Linked DNA regions of Mus musculus: all the other regions are linked to region 4. The links are chromatin loops, found by intact Hi-C in ENCODE. Cell type or tissue: left cerebral cortex. All regions are shown on one strand. Region 1 has its middle 30 kb from the start of Gm39354. Region 2 overlaps Pias1 (protein inhibitor of activated STAT 1). Region 3 holds the start of Pias1 (protein inhibitor of activated STAT 1). Region 4 has its middle 8.6 kb from the start of Gm25064. Region 5 overlaps Pias1 (protein inhibitor of activated STAT 1). Region 6 overlaps Cln6 (ceroid-lipofuscinosis, neuronal 6). Region 7 overlaps Pias1 (protein inhibitor of activated STAT 1).

Evidence for each region. Hi-C counts contacts between places; a loop is a spot of excess contacts. Peaks named below come from ENCODE experiments on the same cell type or tissue, not always from the same donor. Only the 100,000 strongest peaks of a DNase experiment are listed, where the experiment ranks them.
Region 1: a loop joins it to region 4, with 7 times the contacts of the local background. A loop is called at or near these places in 6 of 42 quality-filtered maps.
Region 2: a loop joins it to region 4, with 4 times the contacts of the local background. A loop is called at or near these places in 12 of 42 quality-filtered maps.
Region 3: it touches region 4 in a loop (3-fold over the local background); 27 of 42 quality-filtered maps call a loop at or near these places.
Region 5: it touches region 4 in a loop (4-fold over the local background); 12 of 42 quality-filtered maps call a loop at or near these places.
Region 6: it touches region 4 in a loop (6-fold over the local background); 31 of 42 quality-filtered maps call a loop at or near these places.
Region 7: it touches region 4 in a loop (3-fold over the local background); 2 of 42 quality-filtered maps call a loop at or near these places.

Annotation. Positions count from the first base shown.
Region 1 is chr9:63,056,574-63,060,573 of GRCm38, reverse strand. No RefSeq gene overlaps it. Among named protein-coding and RNA genes, the nearest start is that of Gm39354, 30 kb to the right of the region's middle. RefSeq lists an enhancer at 85-2,564. In left cerebral cortex, no CTCF peak of the experiment used is centred here; DNase peaks (open chromatin) are centred at 1,225, 1,605, 1,826 and 3,448; H3K4me3 peaks cover 545 bases; H3K27ac peaks cover 3,192 bases.
Region 2 is chr9:62,913,383-62,917,382 of GRCm38, reverse strand. The region is part of intron 6 of Pias1 (protein inhibitor of activated STAT 1); the gene reads left to right. Among named protein-coding and RNA genes, the nearest start is that of Calml4, 57 kb to the right of the region's middle. In left cerebral cortex, CTCF peaks have their summits at 877 (motif pointing right) and 1,950 (motif pointing left); no DNase peak of the experiment used is centred here.
Region 3 is chr9:62,978,509-62,982,508 of GRCm38, reverse strand. It overlaps Pias1 (protein inhibitor of activated STAT 1), which reads left to right and starts at 1,630. Exons shown (of 14, transcript NM_019663.3): 1 at 1,630-1,661. The coding sequence starts at 1,638. Gm35574 (a long non-coding RNA gene) reads right to left here and starts at 1,995. Exons shown (of 6, transcript XR_379535.2): 1 at 1,982-1,995. In left cerebral cortex, a CTCF peak has its summit at 1,593; DNase peaks (open chromatin) are centred at 1,561, 2,391 and 2,849; H3K4me3 peaks cover 2,045 bases; H3K27ac peaks cover 982 bases.
Region 4 is chr9:63,122,651-63,126,650 of GRCm38, reverse strand. No RefSeq gene overlaps it. Among named protein-coding and RNA genes, the nearest start is that of Gm25064, 8.6 kb to the left of the region's middle. In left cerebral cortex, CTCF peaks have their summits at 389 and 2,310 (motif pointing right); DNase peaks (open chromatin) are centred at 1,909 and 2,368; H3K4me3 peaks cover 662 bases; H3K27ac peaks cover 697 bases.
Region 5 is chr9:62,920,772-62,924,771 of GRCm38, reverse strand. Pias1 (protein inhibitor of activated STAT 1) reads left to right here. Exons shown (of 14, transcript NM_019663.3): 3 at 1,117-1,201; 4 at 1,444-1,491. Among named protein-coding and RNA genes, the nearest start is that of Gm35574, 58 kb to the left of the region's middle. In left cerebral cortex, no CTCF peak of the experiment used is centred here; a DNase peak (open chromatin) is centred at 1,823; H3K27ac peaks cover 2,043 bases.
Region 6 is chr9:62,845,873-62,849,872 of GRCm38, reverse strand. It overlaps Cln6 (ceroid-lipofuscinosis, neuronal 6), which reads right to left. Exons shown (of 7, transcript NM_001033175.3): 3 at 3,821-3,919; 4 at 2,719-2,907; 5 at 2,233-2,288; 6 at 642-764. It also overlaps the pseudogene Gm10653. Among named protein-coding and RNA genes, the nearest start is that of Cln6, 9.1 kb to the right of the region's middle. In left cerebral cortex, a CTCF peak has its summit at 2,013 (motif pointing left); DNase peaks (open chromatin) are centred at 963 and 1,980; H3K4me3 peaks cover 272 bases; H3K27ac peaks cover 415 bases.
Region 7 is chr9:62,879,651-62,883,650 of GRCm38, reverse strand. It overlaps Pias1 (protein inhibitor of activated STAT 1), which reads left to right. Exons shown (of 14, transcript NM_019663.3): 14 at 1,390-3,574. The coding sequence ends at 1,683. Among named protein-coding and RNA genes, the nearest start is that of Calml4, 24 kb to the right of the region's middle. In left cerebral cortex, a CTCF peak has its summit at 1,595; a DNase peak (open chromatin) is centred at 1,494.

The sequences.
Region 1 (4,000 bases), 66 kb after region 4:
TTGAGCCCCCCCCCACCCCCCATCAAAAACAAAACAAAAAGTTCACTCACCCTTGGCTAGCCTCAGCCTCCTAATGGACTATCCTGAGAAGTGTTTACCGGGCCAATTCCATCTCTAATTTTTACCTCAAATGCTCGGTTAACATGCAGGTTCCAACCTGTCAGGATCTCTCTACAAAGACCTCTACTGACCTTTTTCTGGTGATTACCTCTTCATCATATCATAATCCCAGCAACAACCTTCTCCTAAAGGTGATCTAGCCAGCCCTGGTTGCCTGGTGGCAGAAATAACCCAGCAGGGCGCAGGAATGTAGTTCAGTAGGTAGAGCACTTGCCCAGCTTGCACAAGGCCACTGGGTTTGATGCCCAGCATCGTATAAAACTTGCCATGGTGGCACATGCCTTTTATCTCAGTACTTGGGATGCAAGGGGTTTGGGAAGTTTAAGTCATCCTTAGCTATCTAATGAGTTGGAGGTCATGGAAACCTTCCTCTCAGAAAAATCAGCGCTGGAGAGATGGCTCAATGGTTAGGCATCAGTATGGTTCTTGCAGAGAACCCACATTAAGTGTTTCACGGTTGCCTGGAGCTCTAGCTCTAGGTATCCAAATCTAAAACCTCTTCCAGCTTTCTGTCTGTCTGTCTGTCTGTCTGTCTGTCTGTCTCTCTCTCTCTCTCTCTCTCTCTCTCTCTCTCTCTCTCTCTCATACACACACACACAACACTCACACACACATTTAAAAATAAAATAAGTCTTTAACTCCCAGATTCTACAGAAAATGAACTCCAGGATCTTCTGGCCCTGGTCTCAGCTCCTCTCCCTCATCTGGCAACCTGCTGCCTTCTGCTCTGGTTGCTAGCTGGGTGGGGTATTCTAGGAGACTCTGCAACCCAATGCTCCCTGACTGTCCTCTGCCCTCGCAGTAGATGCCTGGACATGCTGTTCCTTGGAGGTCAAACTCTGCCTGTAGCTCCTCTGCCAGGAAGACAGGCAAATTCTTCATGCAAACGGGGGATCGTTTTAACGGGTTGGGGCCCCTCTGCTTGGAATCTAATTTCTGTGTGCACAAAAAGGAGTTGAGAGGATGGAACTCTCCAGAAGCTGAGATTCAGAGGAGCTGTGGGCTGAGTCCTAGGGAAGAACCGTGGGCCTGGGCGTCTGAGTGGGTAGCGAGGGGCAGGGAGGAAGGAACAGGCTCCTAGGCTCCTCCCGGTTGCCTAGGTGACAGGAGGTGGGAGGAGGACCCAGAAGTGCAGGCTGGGTTTATCCGGCATCTCAGATCTTAATTCAGTGGAGTGGCACCCACTTCAGCCGCTTTGATCCCAGCAGCTCAGCCTCCAGGGAGAGTGGGGCGGGAGTGCCAACACAGAAGAATTCTTATCCATTCTTTCAGCTCCGTCCTCAGGGTTCCGCCTCCCCTCAGAAATAATGTCCACTCTGGGAAGGGACTAGGGAAAGTCTCCTGGCCTGCGTGGTTTTCAGATGCTTGTTTCAAAGGAAATCTTATCCAGAACCCCTATATGGAAAGCAAACATCGGGAGCCACTCACCTCCTCTGCAGTGTGTGAAAAGTCATCTGGGGGGAAAAGAAGCCTTGCTTGCTTCTTTGAGTACCCCGCAAATGAATTCATGGCAGTCCACGGGCCTTCCAGTGGGCGCCCCAGAGCAGGGGAAGCAGGGCCCTAGACGGAGGCGAACAAGCTAACTAACTGATCCAGGAACTTCCACAGCTAGGGCAGCATTACTCCTTTTGCAAAGGAAACTGAGTCCTGGATCGACACAGCGGTTTGCTAGGAGGGGTGTCCATAAAGGGAGAAATATCTTCTACTGAGCAGCTGAATATTTGGCTGGCTCCAGCCGTGACTCTTAGATCAAATTCAGGGGTGCCAGATGGCGCAGGGGCGGAGCACAGGCCTGGGAATCTCATCCCTCTGTTACTATGGGGGGTGGGGGTAGGAAGGGGGGACACGCATGACCTTGGGGGGATTTATTTTGAAGAGGCAAAGGGATCATCCCCTAGTTTGCAAGAGGTCCAGAAGAGTAATAGGATTAAATGGTGCTCCAGTCTGTTTTTTTTTTTTTTTTTTAAATTGTTTCTAAATGTCAGGGCCTCCTTGGGAGAAGGGGGCAAGCACACTGGCTTTTCAAGACTATTTGACAGTCAGTTTTTAAAACCTCATTATTTTTTCTCATTTTACATGGCTAATTATAAAGTAAGAGAGAGTCAACTCAGAAAACATGAAGAACAGAAAATGAAAGGAAAAACAATAAGATCATCCATAAACATAGCTCTAGACACAGCCGGTGGCCACTTCCTTTTAACATTTTTTCCTTGTACGGAACACTTCAGATTGTAATTTTTAAAATAACCAACGAGTAATGTCTAACAGACTAATATTAGACCATAAAAGTGAGGCCTGTGGGATGGCTTAGTGGATTAAAGGTGCTTGCCACCAAACATGGATGGTCTGAGTCTAATCCCTGGAACCTGCCTGGTGGAAGGAGAGAAGAGATAGTTCAAAGCTGTCCTCTGACCTCCACGTGTGTGCCACGGAAAGTAACCCTCCCCCAACAACACACAAATTAAATACATTTAGTGATTTCTAAAAAGAGTAATCAAGTTAAAAATCTGCGTGAGACCTCCCAAACAGTACAGGCTACTCTATGCTCAAATGGAGAGACCATATTGTAGGAGATACCACACATACTGATTACGGGACATGGAAAAATCAGGTTGTGGCACACCAGAAAGCTTCTTCCGGGACACCTAACTTTCTATAGGGAAAATGTCATTATCTGTCTACCCACCTGTCAATTACAATATGACCAGTGTGGCAAGACATGCCCGTGGGTACAATACTGACACTATGTTATAGGCACAAGCAACTGCCTTCTGACTGTGCTTAAGGCCCACTCTCTAGGAGGAAGCACATGCCTGGCATATTGTAAAACTGGCCAAGAACCCATGTTGGGAGCTCACCAGCAGAGGAGTGGAATAATATTACTATTATTCTGTGTTGGAGATTGGTTCTAATGCTTTGTTGCAATAGGGAATCTGAGGGTCCAAATGCTAGCGGTCCTTGCCCCCAGTTGGTTTTTGATCGATCAATAAAGATGTGAACAGCCAATGGTTAGGCGCAGGACAGGACCCTTAGATTTTGTGGATTAGGATGCAGAGAAGAACAGAGGAGAATCGCCATGACTTGGGGAAGAAGGATGGGACGAAGTCACTGCAAGAGATAAAGCCTACCACCATGAGAGATTTGGGTAAGTGGCCACTGGTCACTTCCCTGATTGTGCCTGGGGCAAATGGGGAAGGTTTAGAAGTTCTCAGTCTTTGAGTAGCCAAGGCATTTCAAAAATAAGCTAGTGTGTGTGTGTGTGTGTGTATGTGTGTGTGTGTGTCTTTCATTCACAGATCCAAAGATAGCTCCTCGGTGGGTGCACAAGTGCCATCTGCAGGGAGCACAAAATGGAGTAGCTAAAAACTCCCGCTACAGTTCTGCGAAGCGGGCTTACTGTTAAGCTGCCCTCCAAATGTGCATCTTTTAACGTGAGACTAGTGCCCCTCTTAGACCTCATTAGAGAAGGCTCTGTGTTCAGCAGACGGTTATTCACATAGGAACATGCTGTTTTGTCATAGCAATGACATAGTATGACTCGAACTCAGCAAGCATTTTGCTGACTAAGCTATTGCTTTATCCTTTTTTCGTTTATTTAGACCAATCCAATATTTATGAATATTGAAAGGAATTGTATAAAAAATAGTATTAAATAAATGTACATTCATTTGTGTAGAGTGGTATTATGTATTTCTTACGTTCCTTCTTTCTTTTTCTTTAATTCATTTATTTTGGCATTCATATTAGCTCTGAGGATCTGCCCACCTCTGTCCTCCTGCCTAGAATTACAAAGGTGGATAAGCATTCCTGAGTTCTCTGCAACAACTGCTCTTAACCCCTGAGTTGTCTCTCCAGACCCTTTTGCTAGTGAGTAAGAATT
Region 2 (4,000 bases), 210 kb after region 4:
AGGAGGAGGATAGTCAGTAGTGAATTGCATCCTTGAAGGAGCTCATAGTAGCTAGGACAGACAGCTTCCTCAGTAGGACAGTAAAATGATTGGAGGGGCTAGAGAGATAGATAAGTTCTGGTTTTGTGATTTCTCTCACATCTGTCTGGTAGGAACTGAGATAAGCTGAGAGAGAAGTTACAGAGAGGGACTTGGAGACAAGTGGTGAAGGTGTTAGCATGAGACACTGTAAAGCTTCCCTTCACATTATTTCACCACATATGAACTGTGGAATTTCTTAACCACACACCTTCCACACTTTGCTTCTAGGTCTTTCTCAGACTCAGTAAGATTTCTTGAGAGTCACAGATGAGTAGGGCAACTGGAGGATTTTAATAGTAATCTGTAGTGTTTTCAGTCCCAGGAGCCATAGTTGTCCGTTTGCTCAGATTCTCCTCGACGCTGCTCAGTGAGTGCATAGGTGGGATAGTTGTCCTGCATCCGTAATTCCTCTGGTGCTTTTATCATTGCTATTTCCAGTGTATCTTTTGTTCTTTTACATTTCCGAGGGTTATTCATTGTTTACTTCTTCAGAAGCTACTGGTTTGTGGCTGTTTCCTACTTAAGTTCATATGTTGGTTTTGTTGTTGTTGATTTCTTAGTTTTTCCAGGAAGGTAGTGTTTAGTTTGAGATTGTCATTTTCATAAATGATAAGACATATATATGCCTCATTTATTTCTTCTTCTAGCTGGAACATTTTAAACATAACAGATGCTAATTAAATCCTTGATTGTTCCTGTGTCAAGCAGAATATTACTACTATTATAGTATTAAGTATTAGAATGACGTTTGTGTGTGTGTGTGTGTATGCAGGAACATGTGAATATGTGCACAAACAAACCAGTAGAGGGCATCAGCATCTGCTTCTGTCACTCTTGGAGGTGCCTCTGAGGCAAGGTATCCTGACCTAGCCTAGAAGCCTAGCGAAGTCCTCAGCGATTCTTCTGTCTTCACCACTAGTTACAAACCTTTAGAAGAAAACTCTACCTATACCCTGGCTCTCAAGTGCTCATTATCTCTGAGTCCCACCATGAGGTTTTTGGGTTGGTTTGCTTGGTCATTTTGTTGTTCAGCTGGATCTCATTATATAGTTTTAGCTGGCCTGCAACTCATGTAGACCAGGCTATATAGAACTCACAGAAATCCAGCTGCCTCTGCTTCCTGGGTACTGAGATTAAAAGTATGTACCATCATGCTCAGCCCTGCTATTAGTTTAGAACTTAGTTACAGTAATGATATATTTATAAGATTTCTCTTTTATGAAATTTCTTTATTAGAAATGGATTTTGAGAGCTAGGAATGTAATTTAGTTCAGAAATTCCTTATCTGCCATGCAAGAAACCCATCCTACCCCCCACCCCACCCTATCCCAGTATTCCATAAACTGGGCATGGTGACACATGCCTATTCTCCCTGGAGTCAGAAGGTAGGAGTACAAAGATCAGAAATGCAATGTCATCTTTGCATTTCTGCAATAAAAAACATAACAAAAGGTGCTTTGTTTTTTTGGTTGGTTGGTATGTGGGGTGTGTATGTGTGTAATATCTTACCAAGGCAGTAGTAGGGAGAAGAGGGGAGGGGTACTATAATGATTTTTATATAGCACTAGAGGAAAAGGGGACAACTCTCCCACTGGGAGTCTTCTAGACAACAGAGATAGAAGATCTGTAGCCTAAATGCCTGTTTTGGTTTTAGTTTTGGAGACAGAGTTTTTCTGTGTAGTGCTGGAATTAAAGGCAAGTGCCACCACTGCCTGGCTTAGAGGCCTTTTTTAAAACGTAAAAAGAGGGGGCAGATAGACAGATGGCTCAGCAGTGAAGAACATTGACTGCTTTTCCAGAGGTCCTGAGTTCAATTCCTAGCAACCACATCATAGCTCACAACCGTGTATAATGGGATCTGATGCCCTCTTCTGGCATGTAGGTATAATGCAGATAAAGCACTCATATACATAAAATTTAAATAAATCTTTAAAAGGTAGAAAGGAAATTATTTTTGTAAATCTCAGATGACTATAATTATTTTAAAATCACTAGTTTAATTCAGCTTGTGAGGATACTCTGAAGAGTGTGTGCAGAATGTCTCACTCTATTATAGATAGATACTTGATCACCTGGCCTGGGCTGCAGGGGTATAATTCCAGCTACTTAGGAGGTTGAAGCACGAGAATCTCAAAATTAAAACCAGCCCAATCAGTTCTAGGCTGGCCTACGTAACTTAGTGAGATTATGCCTAAAAGTACAAAGTAGAAACAAGGCTGTAATTACCTAGTAGAAGGGGTGCCTAACTCACAGGAAGAAGCCTTGGGAAAGGAGGTTTGACCTCTGGGAAGAGGAGGTGAAAAGGAGGAAGAGATAAGTCTCTTCAAAGAAATTAAGTAGACTCCACACAGTTCTTGAAGGAGAGAAGCGTATTGTAACTTCTTGTTCTACTCTGTGGCACTGTATTTAACATTTATTAAACTTGCACTGTGGATGGTGAAATTATTTGAACACTACTGTAAAAGGGGGACAGAGGACATTGTTTGGATTATGGAGAAAGTATCTTACAGACTTAAACAATTTTACAAATGTTGTAAAAGTACAGACAAAATGAACAATTAGAGATGACATACAAATAGTTGGGGCCTAGGTGGTACCTTAGGGCTGGCTGGCAGACACACTGACTAGCTGCTGCTGGTTTGGTGTCTTTGTGTGCAGTGTCTCCTGTGACACTGGTACAAGTGGCGCTTCACTCCTAGCACTCCTGCAGCATCTGGTTTCCTCTCTGGTTACATGTTTCAACTAGAGCACATGTACCGTTTCACTGAACTCGGTTTTGGAAGTTGTTTGTTTGTTTGTTTGTTTGTTTGTTTTTATCTCATCATAAATATTAATAGAAAGTCCTGGGTGTAATTCCAAGGTTGAAGGTTGAAGCTGTCAGTCCAGAATCTCACAATGTTGATTAGCATCTCTCCAGTTTCTGTTTGGAGTGATGGTGAACAAGGTTAGGGTTTCTTCCTCAAAAACTCTTTCTTCTGTATTAGATTAGTTAATAAGTTGTGTGCTTTAAATGTAGGGACAATGTAATCTTGTCCCTCCCTTGTTACAGTACTGTGGAATGTGCTCTAATGAAAGTAAGTTTGCTGTTTGCGACTCAGTTTGTTTCCCCACCCAGAAAACATGAGAACTTGACTGGAAATGTAGCTGGAGGGTGTGTCCCTTTGTTACTAAGTGTAAAGACATAGAACTAGTGCTGGGAAAATAGCTCCATGGCACAGTGCCTTCTTAGTGGATGAGGCCCTTGCTTCAGACCCTAACTCTGGGTGGGTGGGTAGGTGGGTGGGTGGGTGGGTGGATGGATGGATGAATGGATTGGAATGTTCATGGGGTTAGGCTAGGATGTTCTAATAAACTCTGATGTGTTGAAGACTTAATGGAACTTGCTCACTCAGCACTGCCTTCTGGCGTTCTTCCCCTTTCCTCCTGGTTTCTACTGCCTGGGCCATCCCAGCAGTCACATGATCATAAGCATAGTGTATAATCTGTGCCTCAGTTTCATCAGCCCTTCAGAATAGAGCAGTATCTTTTTCTCCCCTACAGACCTTACCAAGTTGTAAGGACATCTGTAGCATATCTCAGGAGTGCATTGTAAACGGCTGCTATAAGGAAGACTGCTTTCTCACTTCTTCCAAGCGTCTTGATCTGCTTAATCCCATTGCACCCTAACCAAAGAGATCTTCAGACCTTCCCCTTTCCTCCCTCATAGTCTTGGCCTTTTTTCTCTTCCTCTTTTCCAGCCACGCACCCTTTACTCATCTTGGCTTGCTAGCTGCTTCTCACACCACCTTCTCAGGGAGTCCTTATAGGCATTGGGTGTCCTGCTCATCTTCAAGCAGAGCTTCTCTGTGCAGCCTTCACTACTGTTCCACTGCTTGACGTCTGCATGGCCCAAGTCAAGTATCTTTAAGATCTAGGAAGA
Region 3 (4,000 bases), 140 kb after region 4:
CTTGGCTATCTTAGAACAAGTTCTGTAGACCAGGCTGACCTCGAACTCACAGAGATCTGCCTCGTCTTTATAGCAAATTCCAGGGCTGAATAGTGAGACTCAGGAGAGAAAAAGGGTGGAGGGCGGAAAGGAGGGAGAGAGACGAGGAGAGAGGAATAGGGGTGGGGGTGGGGAAGCTACCTAGTAAAGAGACAGGAATGGAATGTTGGGACAGTGGCAGTGATGTGGAGGAAAGTTCAAGAACTCTGTTTCCAGAGAAAGCAATCACATCAACTGTTAGCAGTTCCCTCTAGGCAATTGAGGTAAGCCCTGGGAACTGAGAGTGGGCTTCGAAAAGGTGTAGATGAGAGCTCAAGATAGGGCAGGCAGTGGAGCTGCCTCAGGATAGGTTTGGAGGTAATGCCACTGAAGAAATGGGAACAAGTACTTGTAGAAAAATGAAGTCTTGTTTGTGAATTTATTCAGTGAAGAAAGCGGAGAAATAGAGTACCCATTGAAGGTAATTTTGGATCCAGAGGAAGCATAAATTTAAGTAAGGAATTTTGGTTATGTTTATATGCTGATGAAAATGATTCCTTGAAGAAAGGGGGTTGGAACTATAAAGATACTGGAGTAAAACATGTGGGCATGTGGGAGTGAAATAATCCAGGTCACTGGTCAGGACCTGGCCTTCTTGAATTCAGAGTAACCCAAATGTTAAGAGGATTTTGATAGTAAAAAGTTGATCAGTTAAAAAAGGCTGGGGTTTTGAAGGAAGCTTTTAGTAGATAGGAGTAAGTCTAAATATCAATGTAGGTGAAGAAAACCCTTCTGGGATTAAGCACACCCCACCCCCCCCAATCCATTTTTCTCTTGGTGAGCCTTTTAATCTCTATGCTGTTCATCACCATTAGTAATTATATCTTAATAGTTCACAGATCTGTACCCCATGAGCGACAGGTCAGGGATCTTCTCTAATTTCTGACTACCCAGGGTGACGCGATGAATAAATGTCTTCAGAATTTGCCTTAGCTACTACTGTTAAATGCTGTTTAGGAGAGTCCCTTTTTCCCCTCAGAGCTTTTATTTCGGAAAAGATACCATGGGAATGATATATATATATATATATATATTTTTTTTTTTTTTTCTTTTTTGGCCTAACTGCCTCATCATGAGGATCTGCGTAAACCCAGAAACGCTTCGTCAAATTCTCCTTAGACAAAACTGACTAATTGGCTAGTTGTGATCGACCGGCAGCTGGGTAGGGTACAGGTGCAGAACGCATCTTGCGCATGGGGGCGCGCCGTGGCTTCAGTCAACTGGGGCTCAGAGGGCAGCCGAAGGATGAGACTGAGGCCAACACCTCCCCAGATGTGGCCTCTTCCCTGGGCGCTACTGGCTCGGCCAGTGTGGGGGCGGGGAGGCCGAGGGGGTAGTAACTGTCAAACTCCCGCTTGGCGCCATTATTTAAATAGTGCGTGTGGGTCTCGCAGCTGTGCGTGCCCGGGGCGGGGCAGCGAGCTCCTGGAGTGGGGCGGAGGCCAGGGGCGGAGCGGGAAGGCTGAGGGGCGGGGTGGAGGCGGAGTCAAGTCCGCTAGAGGGGAGGTTCCAGCGCGGCCCCCGGCGAGCTTCATTGCGCTTGCGCTGACAGACGCAAGATGGCGGACAGTGCGGAACTAAAGGTAAAGCGCAGCTCGAATTCACTTCTAATATTCGGCCGCGGAGACGGCGCCGCGGCTGCCGGGGGGATGGGTCGGACCCTGGGGGGCCCGCTCGGGCCGGGCTCCACCCGAGTCTGGAGTTGTAGGCGGGAGAGGCGCTCCGGGCCTTAGTGGAGGGGGCCTGGCTGCGGCGGGCCGTGGGCCCCGGGTGCCTCGGGGGCGCTGACGGGTCGTCCCCGGCGTGTTATTGTTGTGGGCGCCTCTGGCGGGGGTGGCGGGGCGAAGAGAGAGTGAGTCGGGACGTGGCGGCAGCGGCGGTCCCCGGGGCCTGGGTGCCTTACCTTGCAGCCCGCCTCCCCCCCCCCCCCCCATGGGCAGCCAGGGGGTGGGGGGGTGTAGGCTGCTCTGGGAAGAGGGGGATCGGGAAAACTGCCCCGCTGCCGCTTCCTCTTCCTCTTTCGCCGTCCCGGGCTCCTGTCAGGCGCAGCGCTCGGACCCCCGGGAACTTGGCTCCGGCCGCCCCGCCCCTCCGCGGCGCCCAGGCGCCCCCGCCTCGCTTGCCGCCGCTGCCCGCCCGCCTGTCAATGGGTGCCCGGCCAGAGGGAATGCGCGATCCCGGGGCAATCGGCTAGGGAATACGAGGGAGAAGCTCTTGGAAAGTTTAGCGAGCCCGGAGCCGGCGTTGGGGGTTCGGCTAAAGGGTTGCAGGGGGAGTCTGCCCGGGCGGGACGTTACTGTTTCTCTCTTGATTTCGGGCCACCGGGGAGGGTGTGTGTGTGGTGGTGGGGAGCAACCCATTGAAAGAGTGTGCTTTTGGGAGCGGTGGTGGGGATGCAGCCACCTCTCTGCACTCTTGCTGTCTCTGGTGTGGCAGATGAGAGCAGCCTTGGGGGTCTCTAAACACACCATGATGGCGATGCTATAGCTGATGGAGGTGAATGGTTCGTGTTTATATCCCCCGTTGCCTTTTGTTTGTTAGGGACATCTTGCTGGCCATGTTGATTTAAACGAAATTCTCCTCCCACCCACCCCCCATCCCACCCCAACCTCCAATAAATAGAACGTTCCATCGTTCCTCTCAACTGTACCAATTACTCATGCCTCGCGAAATTAGATGAAAGGGTGCCCCCTTTCCCCCGCTTTTTCTCCCACCCCAATCTTTACCTGATGATGGCTCCTTTACTGAAGCACATATACCACTACACAAGCAGTTGGGGGAGGGCTGGTGGAACCCTTATGATTGGATTGTGACAAATGGGTCTCTGCTTGAATAATTCTGGTTTAGTAGCAGGCAGGCAGTTCTTAACTAACGCATATTATTTAGAGGCTCTGAACATGGTATTCCCTTCTCTGGCTTCCTGTGTGCGAACCAAACAGCTGGTTATAGCACATCTCTGTCAGAGTGGAGATTGGGCTATGCAATTATAAATCCTCAGGGAGATTTAGAAATTCTTTTTATAATCAATAAAAAAAATTATTATTTTCCCCATTATAATGAAATAACTTCTAAAACAAGCAGACCACTACCTGTGTTTCTGGACACTTTTCTTTCCGTGCACCTGTGTGTGTGTGTGTGTGTGTGTGTGTGTAAAAGCCTCACTGGAAGATCTTTTTTTCCTTAGTAACTTTGGAGTGTTAACATATCAAGATTTTTGTACAAGATTTGGGTATTTGTTTTTTTTAAGTTTACTTCTAATTACTAACTTGTTTAAGACAGAAAATCTTAATGGATAGCGCCCCCCCCCCCTTTTTTTTTAAGACAGAGGTTTGCTATGTTGCTGAGGTTGGTCTGGAACTCACTGTGTAGACAGACCATACAGGCTTTAAACTTCAGGGATCCTCTAGCCTCTGCCTCCTTAGTGCTAGGATTAAAGGGATTAAAGGCATTCACCACCATTCCTGACTTGGATAGTTTTTTTTATCCCAATTTCAGACTATTGATTTCACCAAGAAAGCCTCTGAAATTTAACATTTTGGAGACAACCACCTTGCATAAAAACAAACGAACAAAAAACCCCAGAGCTCAAGTATGTGTATTTTATGTAATTATTTTTCTGTCACTATGTTACTGTCATCTTTTATTTTTGATTTTGTTTTGAGGCAGGGTTTCTCTCTGTGTAGCCCTGGCTGTCCTGGAACTCACTCTATAGAACAGACTGGCCTCAAACTCAGAACTCAGAGATCTGCCTGCCTCCTGCTTCCCAAGTGCTGGGATTAAAAGCATGTGCCACCCCCATCCTCTTCAGAGTTGCTGCTGTCTTATCTTTGCTTCCTAATACTTTTTAGGAGTCAATTTGAAAAATAGCTGGCCAAGTTTTTTATACATGGACCATGTAGTAAGGCTTGAAAACCATATGGGA
Region 4 (4,000 bases):
AAAGTGCTTCTTTTGCAGAGAACTTCATGGTTGTTCACAGTTATACAAAACTGCAGATCCAAGGGGTCCAAAACCCTCTTCCTTATTCAAAACAAGCTACATACCTCCAACATATAATGGCATAGAGTGGGCATTCTTTTTCTTAAAGGGAAGACTCGGAATGTTCATGGACAGGACCAGGGCAAGACTAGAATCCATCCGAGGGACACCAAATCCTACTAGGAGACAGTAAAGTGTAACCATTGGGGTGAATGTAAGCAGAGTACAATGACACAGGCATGGAAGCATCATGATGAACCCCATTATTTTAAATACTAATGGGAAAAGTCAATGATAAAATCAAGCCTGAACAAGGGGCTCTGCTGGCCAGAGTCAGTGCAGTGAGAGGAGGAGAGGGGGCGCTGCCAGGCTGCCAGGCTGCCAGGCTGCCTCCGCTCCTTGGCCATCCAGACCTTCCTCTTTACCTAGCACCTCGTGCAGCTGTAGCTAGAAGTGTGAGCAGGCAGAAGTGCTCAGGGGACAATGCTGTCGCTAGTCTGGCTCCCCAGATTTAGCCTCCTCATCCACCTTGATGGAGCTCCTGACACTTTTTAAAAAATAGATTAAATTTTTTGTTTGTTTTTGTGTTTTTCAGGACAAGATTTCTCTGTGTAGCTTTGGCTGTCCTGGAACTCACTCTGTAGATCAGGTTGGCCTTGAACTCAGAGATCTGCCTGCCTCTGGGAATAAAGGCGCGCACTACCACCGCCTGGCTTATTTGTAATTTTTAATTATGGGGTGGGGTATGCATGTATAAGTGAGATGCCCTAGGAGGCCATAAGAGAGCATTAGATCCCCCTGAAACTGGAGTTACAGGCAGTTGTGAGCTGTGTTGTATGGATGCTGAGAACAGAACTCAGGTCTTCTGCAAAAGCAGTTTGTTCTCTTAACCGCTAAGCCATCTGTCCAGCCGACCCCCCACATTTATATTTTTTTGTGTGTGTGTGACAGTTTCATGTGTCATGGGCTGACCTCTACCTCACTGTGTAGCTGAAGATGACCTGATCCTCCTTCCATCTCTGAGTCCAGGTGTGCAGCACTACTTGGGGTTTTATGCATTGCGAGATATCAAACCCAGGGCTTTGATAATGGACAGAGCTACACACCCAAACTCCCTTCTGGGACTTCCAGAGACAACAGTTCTACTTGGAGTCCTTGTTAGGAGATCATGAAAGCTCACCTCTCCTCACTGGCAGGATCATAGGCCAGAAGTTGGGTAGAGCAGGGTGGCCTGGGCTTGAAAGCACATCTCTTAAGAGGGTCTTCAGAGATGAAGGGGAAAGCTGTGTCACTGGTCACAGGGCCGTGCCATAACCAGGCATGTTGTGGGAAAACAGTAGGGAAGATTATTAAAGATGTAACAGCTGAATGACTGAGGGAGGGCATCCGAGGGGACGTCCCTCTCTGAACAATCTTTTATGTCTCCACCTTCAGCAATCTAGCTATGCCTCGTGCAGCCCCAGCCCTAGACTCAGCATGTCAGTCTGGCTCCTGCCTTGACTTCCGTTGTCTGGACCTAGGAATCCCCCTTCTGCCTAATAGTAGGGGCCACCCAGTATCCCTTTCTTCTTCTCCTTTAACATTTTTTAAAAAGTAGGTGTGTGTGTGTGTGTGTGTGTGTGTGTGTGTGTGTGTGTGTGTGAGTGTGCACCCGCGGACGGGCGGGCACATAGTACCCATCTCTTGGGGCTGGAGTGGTGAGCTGGATTCTGGGAATTGAACTCCAGTTCATCTGGAAGAGCAGTAAGTGCTCTTAACCCCTGAGCCATCTTCCCAGCGCCTCCTCCTTCCTCTCACAAATGACAATATCGTGTTGCTGTTTACAGTGCTGGCAAATGCAGCCTGAGCTGACAACATTCTCACTGCTAAATTTGGGTTCCGGGAGAAAGCTAGGAATCGACCACACGATATGCATGTTCCGAGAAAAGGCCATCTCCTCACTTCCTTCCTTCCTTCCTATGGTGCTCTCTGGTGACCTCTTTACCCGCCTATCTATCTAATACTCCCGCCCTCTTCCCTTTTGTTTTAAACATTCCTCATTAACAACTGTTCTTATTGCAATAGCCTGAGTCAAATCTCAAGCCTGGGACGCTTATTCCTTATAGTTTCTAGAGGTCCTTATAGATGTCAGTTGAATGGGGAATTTGCCTGGAGTCCCAGGTTCCAGTCCTGACTTACTTGTGTCTGGCTTCCCTTTCTAGCAAGTTCCAGTTCTGGTCTGAGAGAGTGACGAGGGGAGGTGGGGCCCAGGGAACAGCTGTACCTTTCTCACGCTGCCACTAGAGGGCGACAGCTCCGCGCAGGAGGCCACTCACTGTTGTGGCTGGCATTGGTCTCCTGCAAGCGAGCTCGCCCTGGGTGCGACGCCTTCCAGGAGCCTCCAGCTGCTCTGCACACCGCCAGCCCTGCTCTCCAGAGACCCATGAGTGGGTGGGAACAGCCTTCGGAGGCCAGCCTCCTGTCTCTGCTGCTAGCGCCGGTCGTGACAACTCCCCTTCTCTGGCCTCGCCTATCTAGGTGGAACAGACTTCGAAGGGTCCCGATTCAAGGGGAAATGGGGGTAGGGGGAGCGCAGGAGCTTCGGAACCACTAGCGTCGTATAAGTGGACCAGCCGGCAGAAAGATGGGGACCAGGGAACATGAAGGAAAGATGCTAGCCTTTGCCGGCCTGAACGGTGTGTCAGAACTGAAACTGGGGTTTTCGCGGCCCAACTCCCAGCTCTTGGGCTGGAACCGTCTGGATTGGAGGTTTCCTACTATGGAGTGGGGAGGACAACAAAACAAACAACCAGCCACTGCAAGAGAAAGGGACCCCTCTGGACAAGCAGCCCCACACCAAGTGTGCTTTCTTAAAGAACTACAGCTGGGGAGTTTATTTACTTGTGAGGAGGGTGGCATTTGCTTGAAAGTGCCTCTGTCCCCAGACACATTTTAAAAACTTAAAGCAGAGAGCTCGACTTCAGAGCCAGCTCTGGCAATTGGATTAACCTTTCGGGGAAAGGTTTCATTTTCTGTGTGTGGTTCAAATTCTTCAACACTAACATCTGTAATACCAGAAAGCAATCATTCACTTCAGCTGGCAAAAACGATACAAAAAAATGCAAAACAAATAACAAAACAGGAAAGGAACAAATGAAAATCTAAAAACCACACTCACAAATAAAACCTCAAATAACAGAAACTTAAAGCCAAACAAAAGCCAAGTACGGTGGCACATGCCTATAATCCCAACACTCTGGAGGCAGAGGCAGGTGGATCTCTGAGATTGAGGCCAGCCAGGGCTATACAGAGAAACAACAAACAAACAAACAAACAAACAGACAAAAAGACAGAAAACTAACAAAAATCTCCCCAAACCCAAATGAAACAAACAAACAAAAAAAAAAAAACCCACCTTCTTCAAGAATTGGGAACCAGGACCTGGAGAGGTGGCTCTGTAGTTAAGAGAACTGGCTGCTCTTGCAGAAGACCTGAATTAGATTCCCAGCATCCACCGGGCAACTCGCAACTCGAAATTTAAGCTCCAGGGGTTCCTATATCCTTTTCTGGCCTCACCAAGCAACTGCATGCACGTGATTCAAGGGCACAACACTCATCCACTCACATTTAAAAAAAAATGTTTTTAAGAAAGAATTGGAAGCTGGGCAGTGGTAGCACACACCTTTAATCCCAGCACTTGGCAGGTGGATCTCTGTGAGTTTGAAGCCAGCCTGGTCTACAGAATGAGTTCCAGGACAGCCAAGACTACACAGAGAATCTGTCTCAACCTTACCCCCACCCCACCCCCCCCCAAAAAAAAGACAAAGAAAAGAAAGAATAAAAACTACAGAAAATGTTCCTGGATGCCTCCTCAGAGACGTTGGTGCTGTTCTTTCTCTACAAAATGAGGATAATGGTATGAACAGGACAGGAATGTCCTGAGGACTCAGTGAACGTATGTATGCAATAGCAGACATTCCAG
Region 5 (4,000 bases), 200 kb after region 4:
TCTTGAGTACTGAGGGTACTGATGTGTGCCACCACACCCAGTGTATGGGATACAGGAGTTAACTAGGAAGCAACCTACCAACGGAGTCACATTCCCCAGCCTGAGATTTCTTAATTTACCTATTTATTCAATAAATAGTAGTTCAGAACTTGACACTCAGACACCGTGTGTGTGTGTGTGTGTGTGTGTGTGTGTGTATCTATGTGGACCCTAGAAGACAATGTTACATGTCTTCTTGCATTTGCTCTCCATCTTGGGACATGGCTTTCACTGAACCTGAAGCTCTGCTCTCAAGTTCAGTGAAGCTGGCTGGCCAGAGAAATTCCTGCTCTCACGTGCCGTGCCTATGTCTGTGCCTGAATGTCTTGGAATGTCTCTCAGAAAGCCAATGTATTTGTTGATCTCAGCATAGTTGGGGAATCCCTTGTGCCACAGTGATGCATGCTTCTTGTCTGCTTGCTGCCTTCCTTTTCCCTCCCCCTCCATCCTTTTTGTTCTTCATTCTTGTGTTTCACTTATATGTTGATCCTTTGAGAAGTGAACTCATCCAAGACTATGAAAAACTGTATATGACGTTGTATATAAAACATGTATGGTGCTCAGGTGTGGTGGTGCACAACTATAATCACAGCTTTCAGGCTCAGGAGAATTGTGTTTGAGGTTGACCTTTGCTGCATAGCATCATGGCAAGGCCCTTTCTCAAAACAAACAAGTTATTTCTCAAAATAAACAGAAGGCAGTGAAAGATTAATTTACTTTCAAAAATAATTGCAGTTTCACCTATGTAGATTCAAAGCAGGTACATTTGTTTCTTAGCTCAGAAACTCTGTATATGAAATTAGTATTATTGGTATGCTATTATAAGAGTGTGCATATAATTAGACAACTTTTGGTTGGTCTTTGCTATGTGTTCCTCTGAATTTGAGTTCTGAAATGCTGTTTCTGGAATTAGGCCTCTCTGTGCCTTTGGTTTTGATATATCACTACTAGAAATTTGTTAATTCTCATTGCTTTTGTTGTCTGGTCTCTAGGATATACAGTTAATTAATGATGTGGTTCTGGCTATGTCTGTACTGATGACCTTTAAGATTATTAAAATGTAACTCTTTTCTTCAGCTTCAGACAACAGCCAGCGCTTTCGGGAAACCTGTTTTGCATTTGCCTTGACACCACAACAGGTGCAGCAGATCAGCAGCTCCATGTAAGTCACCTTCAGTCTGACCTGCAGTTTGGTGTAAGCCCAGAACCTACCCTAGTAACTGTGTTCAACTTTCAGCAGAGGTACCATGCCCCCGCCCCCAGCTCTTTCCCTTCCTCCCTCCCACCTCCCTCTCCCCACCACCCCCACGTATGAGTACTGTTGACATTTCTGATACTTAGGAATAGAATGACATGTCTTCATGTATATATTTAAAAACAATTTTTATTCTTATTCTATTTTAGGGATATTTCTGGGACCAAATGTGACTTCACAGTGCAGGTCCAATTAAGGTACAGTGTTGACTATAATATATATTCAAGTTTTAAAATAGAGTGTTCCTTTAAAATTAATTTAAAAAATAATCTCCTCAACAAATGTATTGCAGATATTGAGTGAGCTACCTAGGAAGAGAAAGCACCCTGAGAGACTCTGCTTGTTGACCATTTGGGTCTTCTCCTTAGCGGTGCTCCTGGGGTAGTCCGGAAGCTGCATCTGATAGACACTTGAAGTATCAGCTTTTGGGCGGTTGTGGTCGAGTGGGCCTTTGAGCTAGTGCAGGAGGATCTTTGTAAGTTCAGCTCTGCTTTCTCTAACAGAGGCAGACAGGACAGCACAGCACAGCAGTCTGCAGTCTCACACACAAACACCAGATACTCCAGCCCGCCCCACCCTGTTTCACTTGTAATTTAAAATGCCCTAATTTAGAACCCACATGGAAGTTCTCAGAAATGTACAGAAGCATACCAACACACAGGCTTGCAGACACAACTTGTCAAGTTTTGTTTCTAGGCTCTTTCATTGCTTCTGAGGGCATCTAAGAAATTTTTTTCTTTTCTTCTTTTTTTTAATAAGGTTTTTTTTTTAATTTTTATTTTTATTTTATGTGTATTGGTGTTTTGCCTTCTTGTGTCTGTGTGAGAGTGTCAGAAGCCCTGGAACTGAAGTTACAGACAGGTGAGCTGCATGTGGCAGGCCCTGGTCTGTTGGAATAGGAGCCAGTGTTCTTAACCACTGAGCCACTGTCCAGCTCTCTAGCTTAGTAAAGGTTAGTCAGTAGGATGAGAAGGTACAATTTTTGTAGAAATCCTTGATTTTTCCAAAAGATTGTTCATTTAATGTAAAAACTAATGTTTTTGTGTGTTTTTAAAATAGTGTTCTATTTTCTGCAAAAGTAGCACCAAGCTGTGGCTACTCAGCATCTTTGGTTCTTTAGTAGCGAGGTAGCCCCTTGGCTCTTTTGACTGACTTTGTCTTGAAGGTGAGGTTTTGGCCCTGAGATCATGTTTTCAGTATATTCTACTGAGAACCAGCAAGATGTTTCAGGGGCCATATCAAAACTACTGTATGCTGTATCTTCCTCTCAGATTTGTAATGCATATGAGCCTGTATGCAACTCTGGAAAGATCTTTGATACCGATGCTTTAATTGTTTTGATTCAGGTTTTTAAAAGTTTAGTAAACTACGGAACCCTTTTGAAAGTTCATGAGACCTCCTCAATCCTAGACAAAAAACTACAGGCAACTAAGGAATCTTGAGAACGAGACAAATAGTCTTCTCCAGGGAAGAGCACACAGTTAGTTATCCAATGCCAAGTGATCAGCCTCGAAGACACATGCATACAAGGGGCATTATATGGATTGAGCATGTTGTAGTTATATATTTAGAAGCACACACACAATTGAAGAGAGAGGGGAGGCATATATTTAAAAGAGAGTAAGGAAAAGGGGGTGGTACCTAGGAGGGATTGGCAGGAGGGAAGGAGAAACATGATGTCATTATAATTTCATAAATGTCTGAGGAAGCTACTCTTCCTCAGAAGATAGTTAAATAAATTCTGAAATCATTGTGAACACTAGTACAGGTTGGTAGTCACAGCTTCTTATCCAGATACTTGATGGAGTTATTTACTGTTGGCCTTAAGCAACTAAGCTGAGGCATAAGGAATAAGGAGGCAAACTCGCACCCCTTGTTGTAAATCCATATATAACCTTTTTGGTTGTTCAATCAAAAGAGGGTGTTGCTGCATAGCCCTGGCTGGCCTGGAACTCACAGAGCTCCCCCTACTTCTATTCTCTGGGTGCTAGGATTGAAGGTGTGGCCACTAAACCCAGCCACATATAACTTTGGACTGTCCCCCAAACCTAACTATGAATGGCTGATTACTGATAACCTAGACAGCCAATTAGCACATGTTGTGTATGTGATATATTTGATGAAAATGAACAAGAACCACACGAGGACATTTTTACTGTGACTGTTTATAGTTTTGAAGGACTGCTCGAAGAGGTGCCTGAATCCGAGCAGTGGGGAGTGGGCAGTCACTGCACTGCAATCACTGCTGTAGAAATAGGGTGCAGGTTTGAAGTCCTTGTTCTCACTCTATTCACTCTTACAGACACTGAAAAATAAGTGTTATTCTTAATTCCGTATTACTTCCTGTCCCCAGCACATGCTCAAGGTCTGTCTGATTGCACAGAAGCAGGAAACATCTGTAAAGTCCCCCAGCAAGCATGTGTGGACCACAGTTCTGTGCAGTTGTCCCTTAAGATCTCAGCTTTGTGTTTGTTTTTCTGTGACTGGGAATGGCACCAGGTGTGGTTGGTCTGTGTGCATGGAGTTTAATGGATTTCTAAGTAGTAGATTTATACATATTTTGTGGTAACTTAGAGTACTATTATCTACATATATTTTATGCATTTATAAGCTATCTAAATTCTTAATGTTTTTAACATCTAGACTAACTAGTTTTTCTTTCAGTTTGTTTAAGATATCACAAATTTATGCACATGTGTTCACCTT
Region 6 (4,000 bases), 280 kb after region 4:
TCTTTGCAGAGAACACCGTGCAACACATGGTCTCAGTTCGCATACTCCCTGGGGCCTCATCTCTTGCCAGCTTGGTTTCTGGAGACAATTGAGTTTGGGGATTCCATCCCAAGACATGGAGACTATTGTCATTACTGTCCCCTTGAAGGCTGGACCACTGACATCTAGAGTTGTTGCAACCCCGCGTATAGAACACTCAGAGGCACTTGGTAGCTTCTACAAGGTTACCTGTCTGCCTCTAGGGCACCCTAATGCCGACCTGTTCACTTAAGGGACTCCAGCTTTACAACCAAGGTCTGGGACCTTGGGGACATCATGCAACAACTTTGAATGACAACTTCAAGGCTGTTTTCTCCCTTTTGAGGGTAACAACATAAACATCCCCACCTCTCAAGGTGTCTAGCAACAGCTCTCTCTCTCTCTCTTTCTCTGGTCTTTTTCGAGACAGGGTTTCTCTGTGTAGCCCTGGCTGTCCTGGAACTCTGTAGACCAAGCTGGCCTTGAACTCAGAAATCCGCCTGCCGAGTGCTGGGATGAAAGGAGTGCGCCACCACGCCCGGCTTCTATGTGTGGGCTTTTACTGTGGTGGCTCAGTTAGTGCTTGTGCCCTTTGTCCACCCCATGTGCCAATGTCCACTCACCAGTAGTACAGACCACTGGGCACCACCAGGAGCAGGGCAGGTCCTGGCATGTGGCTCTCAGCCTTGCAGGTGGTGAAACAGCCACTGAAGTACATGAAGAGGATGAGGAAGAAGGGGATGTACCTGTGACAGAGAGGCAACAGCTTCACACGCCTGGCCAGGGGCTGTCCCCACCACCTTCCCACTGGTCCTAGTGTGTCACCGTGTTGGCATGTCATGCACACTGCTCTACTTCCAGCCTTTTCTGCCCTAAGAGTCAAGGTGGGAGGAACAGAAACTAAAAGGTAACTCTCATGCAAAGGCTCCTGTGTTAAAACTGAGGGGAAGGAGTGGGCGCCATGGTAACCACCTCCTGCCTGCCTTCCCTCTCTGGGCTTGGTGCCCGCCCTGTCCTTCATTCCACATGGAGATGAGGGGATGAGAGGCTCTGTCCCATCCATGTCCCTCAAATACCAGCAAGTCCAGTGCCACACTAGCCTGGCTACTGGGCTACCCAGCAGGGCTGAGGTCTGAGAGAACACAGTGCTGGGGGAGCCAAGGAGAGCTGTGAAGGCCCTCACTCACCCTCAGCCCACAGTCTCTATCCCATCCGAGAGTATGGCTTCTCCCCCTCCACACGGAGGGCTCCCTTTCTATTCCAACACACACACACACACACACACACACACACACACGTGCGCAAGCACACAGGCACACACAGGCACACTTGCTCATCACTCCTGCTCACATGCAACCGTTTTCTGTCCAGTGACACCCCGACCCTCAATCCCCAGTCCACCCCCCCAACCTCTCCTGAGTTCTCAGCTTGTTCCTCCTCTCCCTACTTCCAAAGGGAGGAGTCATCTATCTGTCAAGGTCAGGAAGAGCTGGCAAGAGAGGCCTTTCTGAACCAAGAGGATGAAGACCTATAACCTCAGACAGACCCAGAGACACCAGTGCTGGGCATGTGTGGAGGGAAGCGCCTCGCAGTGCTAGCCCATCACCTCCTAGCTAACAACTGCTCTCACCTCTTTCCTCTGGCTTTAGTTCATCTTGTGTAGGATGAAGGAAGAGGAAACCCTTTACTTGAGCCCTGTGTCTCTGACTCTGACCTCTCATGCCTGAGATTTTCCTGAGAGCAGCAGTAGTGGCGATGGTAGAGAGATTCCCCTGGGAGAATGTTCTAAGATGGGGAATACAATCTGTGGCACCCAGACCTGGCCCTGCTGGATCTTCTCAGCTTTCTACGCCCACAACTGTCTCCTGCACCAGACCCACAACTCTCTGTGTGTTTGTTTATCAGGACTAGGCTCCACCCTCCCCAACCCCAGGCTCATGAGGACGAGCATCTGCTTGCTGCCCTCTAGTGGCCGCTGTGGGAACTTCATGTAGGAAGGAGGCTCTAGGAGGCCCCCTTAAGGCCAAAGGAAAGTAGCTGGGTCTTCCTAGCATGCTGACCAGGGGTCCCACTCATAAAACCTTCACTGAGCAGAGAATACCATCCCAGATGTTCCACTCAATAGCTGGAGACCTGGGATCCAGGGAGCCTTGTCCAGTATCTCTTGGTGCCTGGACCCTGGATGGAACCTAGAGCAGTCAGCCGGTCACTCACCACATGCAGTGGCCCAGGTACTCGTCATAGTAGTACAACAGCTCAAAGGAGTCGATCTGAGAAGGCACAGGGGTGGCAGAGTGAGGGGGGCTGGGACCCACCCCTGCCCCCCTCTCTACCCTCCACCCACACACACCATTCTCATTCCCTCCCTAGGGTACCAGATGGGCCATGAGGAGCCAGTCACTGGGTCTTGCTATATAAACCAGGCCGGTCTTGAACTTGTAGCAATCCCCTTAGTCTCCTGAGTGCTGGGGTTATAGACGTGCACCCCACAGCCAGTCAGACACCGTGTCCCTTTGCAATTAGGAGCATACTAGTTTGGGTGACAGTAGACAACAGTGCCTTCCCTCACTTAGGTGCATGCTTGTAATTTGGAGGTAGACAGGAGAATCAGGAGTTCAAGGTCACCCTTGCCGACTTATACAATCTATGGTCAGCCTGGGCTACAGGAGTCATGAGGACTGGCAGGGGAGGCAGCCTCACCAGAGTCTCCGGCTTGAGGTTCTTGATAATGGGGTTCTCTCTGACGGACAGGTGGTGCTGGTACCCACTGAAGAGCAGGCGATGGTTGACTGAGTCTCCCACCAGGTGGATGCTGGCTCCCATGATGAAAGTGATGATGCTGACATAGACTATAGACCGCGGCAGCGTTCGGGGGGACCGCTCAATAAGCTGAGGTGAAGAATGAGGGCCATGGCATGCCCCTGCCTCAATTACGATGTGTGATAACCCTTCCCTCAGAAAAAAAAACGGGATAGAAAGTCCCTCTGGAAGTTGTGAGTTCCTTAGCAGGGCAGCCTAGCTACTGATCATGGTGGAGTGTAAACCCAGCAGGGTCTGACGAACTCACACTTCCTCTCCAGGAACATGAGGTGGAAGAGTTAGAGGCGGGATCAGAGCTTCAAGGTAGGCGTCCTGACCAGGCCTGGCCCTTCCACTACCTCAGTGTGTCCTATGTGTGCCTTAGGTGGGCTAGCATGATGCACAGATCTGAGTTTTGAGTGGCAGGCCCTAGCAAACAGAAAATGTCAGGGTGTATGAAATGAGCGTGGAAGTTCTAAAAACCACAGAAACTGAATCTTGAGGCCACTGTAATCTCCTACTGTTAGAGATTTGAAATGTCTTTCATTTTAAATTTTTTGTAAAAATTTACTTATTTTATGTATATGAGTACACCATAGCTGTCTTCAGACACACTAGAAGAGGGCATCAGATCCCATTACAGATGGTTATGAGCCACCATGTGGTTGCTGGGAATTGAACTCAGGATCTCTGGAAGAGCAGTCAGCACTCTTAACAGACGAGCCATCTTTCCAGCCCTCATTTTTAAAGAAACATTTACCGATTTCTTGTGCGTATGTATATGGGTACACATGTAAAGGTCAAAGGGCAATCTGTGGGCATTGTTTCTCTTTTCTGTCATGTGGGGAGGAAAGTCAGGCCATCAGGCTTGGCAGCCCCCGACCCACTGAACCAGCTTACAGCTTATGACACGGGTGTGCGCGCATGCATGCGTGAGAGAGAGAGGGAGAGGGAAGGGGAGGGGGAGGCGGAGAGGATGGGAGGGAGACAGGCCAGTCTGTACCTTTAGCAGCAGGAAGGGCGTGATGATGTTGTAGGTCATGTGAAAGTAGTCCCCGACACTTGGCTTGTTGAGAGGAAACCACTGGATCGGGAATACCAGCTGGGGAGAGAGCATCACTCACAGGGAGGCCTGCAGGCCACTGACACCAGCCCCTCAGACACTGAGCGCTTCGCTTCCTGT
Region 7 (4,000 bases), 240 kb after region 4:
GCACACATGGTGTTGCTTGGTGTAACAGCATGTATTTGGAAGTCAAAGGACAGCTGTGTGGAGTCAGCCCTCTCCACTTCTGTATGTGCTCCACCCATTGATCTCAAATAGTTGGGCTACACAGCAAGCACTTTACCTGCTGAGCCACCAAGCTGGCTGATCAAAGAGATTTTGGGAAAGGGACAATCCAAGCAAGGCCCACAGCATGTTCTGAAGAATGGGCACCCGCTCAGCATGAACCCTAGTAGGTCATCGGGGATCCGGAAGCAGGCATGGTCCCTGTCCTGAAAACCTTCCAGGAAACAAGATGTGGCTAGTAGACTGATTGTAACCCCTGCCTGACCTGTGTAGACCTGAGGGAGGGTGTGTGTGATGAATTTGTCTTTTTAGAAAAATACATAACTATATCTCCTATATAGATAGGAAGAAAGGAATTTTTTGCATAGCCATATGGTGTATTCATGTTTTAAGTGTTTAATTATAAAGAATTAAGTAGTCAGAAGCCTAAGATTTGTAGGCAGTTAATGGTTAATGGGGGAGACATTTTCTTCAGTGATATAGCCAGTGGTAAGTTGTCTGTGCTCTGTAAGCAACACTGACATTTGAAGTGGACTGTTGGAAAAGGAAGGAGACCAGCTAGGGGAAGAAAGAGCAAGAGAAAGTAGTAGAAGTGGTTATGGTTAAAAGACATATACACGTGAAAATGTTAGAACTCATTGTGTTTAATTTGTATGTTATGAATGTTTTAAAACAAAGTAAAATTAAAGAAAGATAGCTTTGGGATTTTTTTTTTTTAATAAATATAGAATGGTCTAAGCACAGAGTGCTGGTAAAGCCCACATAGTGCACAGATCTGTCCTCAGCCTTCACAGCCACTCCGCAGTGCTCCCTGACCCGGAGAGACTTGCAGCTCCGCACACCCGACTCAGAGTGCCCCACGCAGGTGGGACATTGCTTGGTTTTTACAGCAAGTTCTTCCTGCGCTTCCCAGCTCAGAGATGTTCATGTGCGCAAACCCTTTGCCCAGCACCTACAGTGCTGAGAGCAGAAGCAGGCTGCACCGAGCTGCAGCCCAGCCTGGGAGCAGCTGAGCAGCTGTGAGACAGTTCTCAAGCTGAACTTGCCATTGGAAATGTGGGATGTATCCTTCCTACTGCTTCTGAACACCTCAGAAACAGAGGGCTAAGAACTGCATGCAATACAAACTACATGCACACACAATCAAAAATGTCATTCCAGTCTCAGATACCATGCCAAAGCGCTCTCAGTAATAGTGACCAGTCGTTTACTACAGAATGTGTTGTCACTTGAGGAGCCTTGTTCTGCTGAGAAGAGTACGCCGAGGTGCATCTGATTGTAACAGAGTGTTTTGTCTCTGGTCCCTCCTAGCATTACAACACCTCCCTGCTAGCCGCAGCTGCAGCGGCGGTCTCAGATGACCAGGACCTCCTGCACTCCTCCCGGTTTTTCCCGTATACCTCCTCGCAGATGTTTCTCGACCAGCTAAGTGCAGGAGGGAGCACATCTCTGCCAGCCACCAACGGAAGCAGTAGCGGCAGCAACAGCAGCCTTGTGTCTTCCAACAGTCTGAGAGAGAGCCATGGCCATGGTGTGGCCAGCAGGAGCAGCGCAGACACAGCGTCCATCTTTGGCATCATACCAGACATTATCTCATTGGACTGACGCTCTCACCCTGCTGCTCCCACCCCATCCCAGATTAAATGACTTGGCAGAAGAGAACTCTATGCTCTGTTTTACCTTATCCTGTTTAGAAAAGTATACAAGCGTGGTTTTTTTTTTCCTTTTTTTTAGGGAAAAAAAAATTAAAAGAAATGTACAGAGAACAAAACTATATTTTCAGTTTTACTTTTGTATATAAATCTAAGACTGCCTGTCTGATAAAACACTTGTTTAAAAAAAAAAAAAAGAAAAAAGAAAAAGAAAAAACAAGCACCCACAAACCTTCAGTTCATTTTTTCTGGATTCTGAAGACTTCACCATTTGTCCTGTGGTTTGGGTTTTATTTTACTTCAATGGCATTATCTTTCTTGCAATAACGGAAACAATTGCATGTATGAGGTTTAAATTGTGGGCTTTGTTGTGGGGATGGGTTTGGGATAGCTTTGATTTCCATTTTTTAAAAGTGACAGACTTGGATTCTGTTTGTGTGTGCGTAGATTTTACCAGCCTTAAGTTATGAGCCTCGTCTATCTTACTGCATACCCTTTGTTTTCAAGACAGAGCTTGTGTGCGTGAGTGCGTGCGCGCGTGCGCGCAAGAGCGCCTGTGTACCTGTATGTGCTGTTCTGTCGTCACTCGCCCCTCCTCCTCAGTTTGCATTTGGTTATTATCACTCTTGTGTGAGCATCTTTCTCAACTCTCCCTAGGTGCATGTTCTCCATCCCAGATCCTCTGTGATCTGCTGTCTACCCTCTACGAGTGTGTTTCCCAGAAGTGCTGGAGCAAACGCTGCTTGGATGCGCAGTCTGTGGGCAGGCCCTCGAATGACAATACACTTCTGTTGATTCTAAGTCTGAATTGCCAGTATTCTGTATGTAATCCAAGGCTGTGAGCACTTGCATTTTGGCAACAGGGTAACAAGTTTTCCTTGAGGATCTTCATACCAAAATGGGATGTGAAAGAACCCCCGTAGCCCCGTGGGGTGTGGAGCTGGCAGAGGTCGTTCCGTTCCACCGAAAGAAAAGAAGGAAGGAAGGAAGGAAAGAAAGAATCGGTTATCCTAAAGTTAACAGTACAGCACAGCCCACATGTGGATCCATACCAAATCTATCTGATAAATAGTTGAAACTCAAAAATAACCTTAGTTATTTTGGTTTTCTGTCTCCGAGTATACTTCCTTTCTTAGCCGTGTTCTTTTTTCCTTCACCTTTAGTGAAAGCATGACATAGGAAGCCTTTTTTTTTTTAAATTCAAGAACCAATTGGTCTCACCTACTCTCAATAGCAGAATATGTAAATATATTAAAATTTGTTTCAGGAGGTGATTAAGGGTCAAAGGAAGGAAAAAATACTTCTCATACTTGAGAGTCCGCAGAGAAGAAAGCATGCTCTGACAGTGGGAGATAGATGGCAACTGATGGAGGATGCAGGTGTAACTGCAGAGAGCCAGGGCACACCATCACCAGCTCCTGCACTGGCTTTTATGTCCCACCTTCATGTTTTCAGAGTTGTGGAAGGACCATCTTTGTGTGTGGTAAACTTGTTTTCAAGCCTTGCATCCATAACAGAAGGACCGGTAGGTATTAATCCAGGTAGAAGTCATGATGACTGTGTCTTCAGTTGTATAATAAAGGAAGTGGTTCACATGACAGCGTGGCATCTAAAAATAATATCTATTTTATAGTCTCTCTGCTACTAAAATGTCGACTTGAATTTTTGAAAAAAGTTGGTGTTGATATGTATATGTGTGTGTGTGTGTATATATATATGTATTTATAAACAAGTGCGTGTGAGTAACATCATCGTCTTCCCCTACGCATGTGTGTTCCACACAGAAACGGCTGTGTTAGAGTCACAAAACAATTCGCAATAAAACAAGACATTTGTTATCAGTTAAAACCAGAAATAGTTATGTTTTTAAATTCATCTGGTGTTATGAATACAGGTTCTACCATCTCTCATTACTGTATTAATTTAGACTCACTTCAGATAACCATAATTTGTCTAAATTGGGATTATAGTGGAAATCACTGAAATTTTGAGGTGTTTCTATTAACATAGCAATAGGAAACATTATTTTAACTGAGGTAAAATGAATAGTTTTCTTTGTTCTTGGTTTTGTTTGGGTGTTTTTGGTTTGGTTTGGTCTGGTTTTGGTTACTGTTAGTAGTTTTAGGATACTGATGCATAGTTTTTTGTGTCTGATGCTGAATTACAAACTTAAAATAATCCAGTTTAAACCAGCTCTCTGCATTCTTCATGCCAGCTATAGAGGGGTCACTTTCCTTCGGTGTCCTGCCTTGTACCAGCCTAAGGGGAGA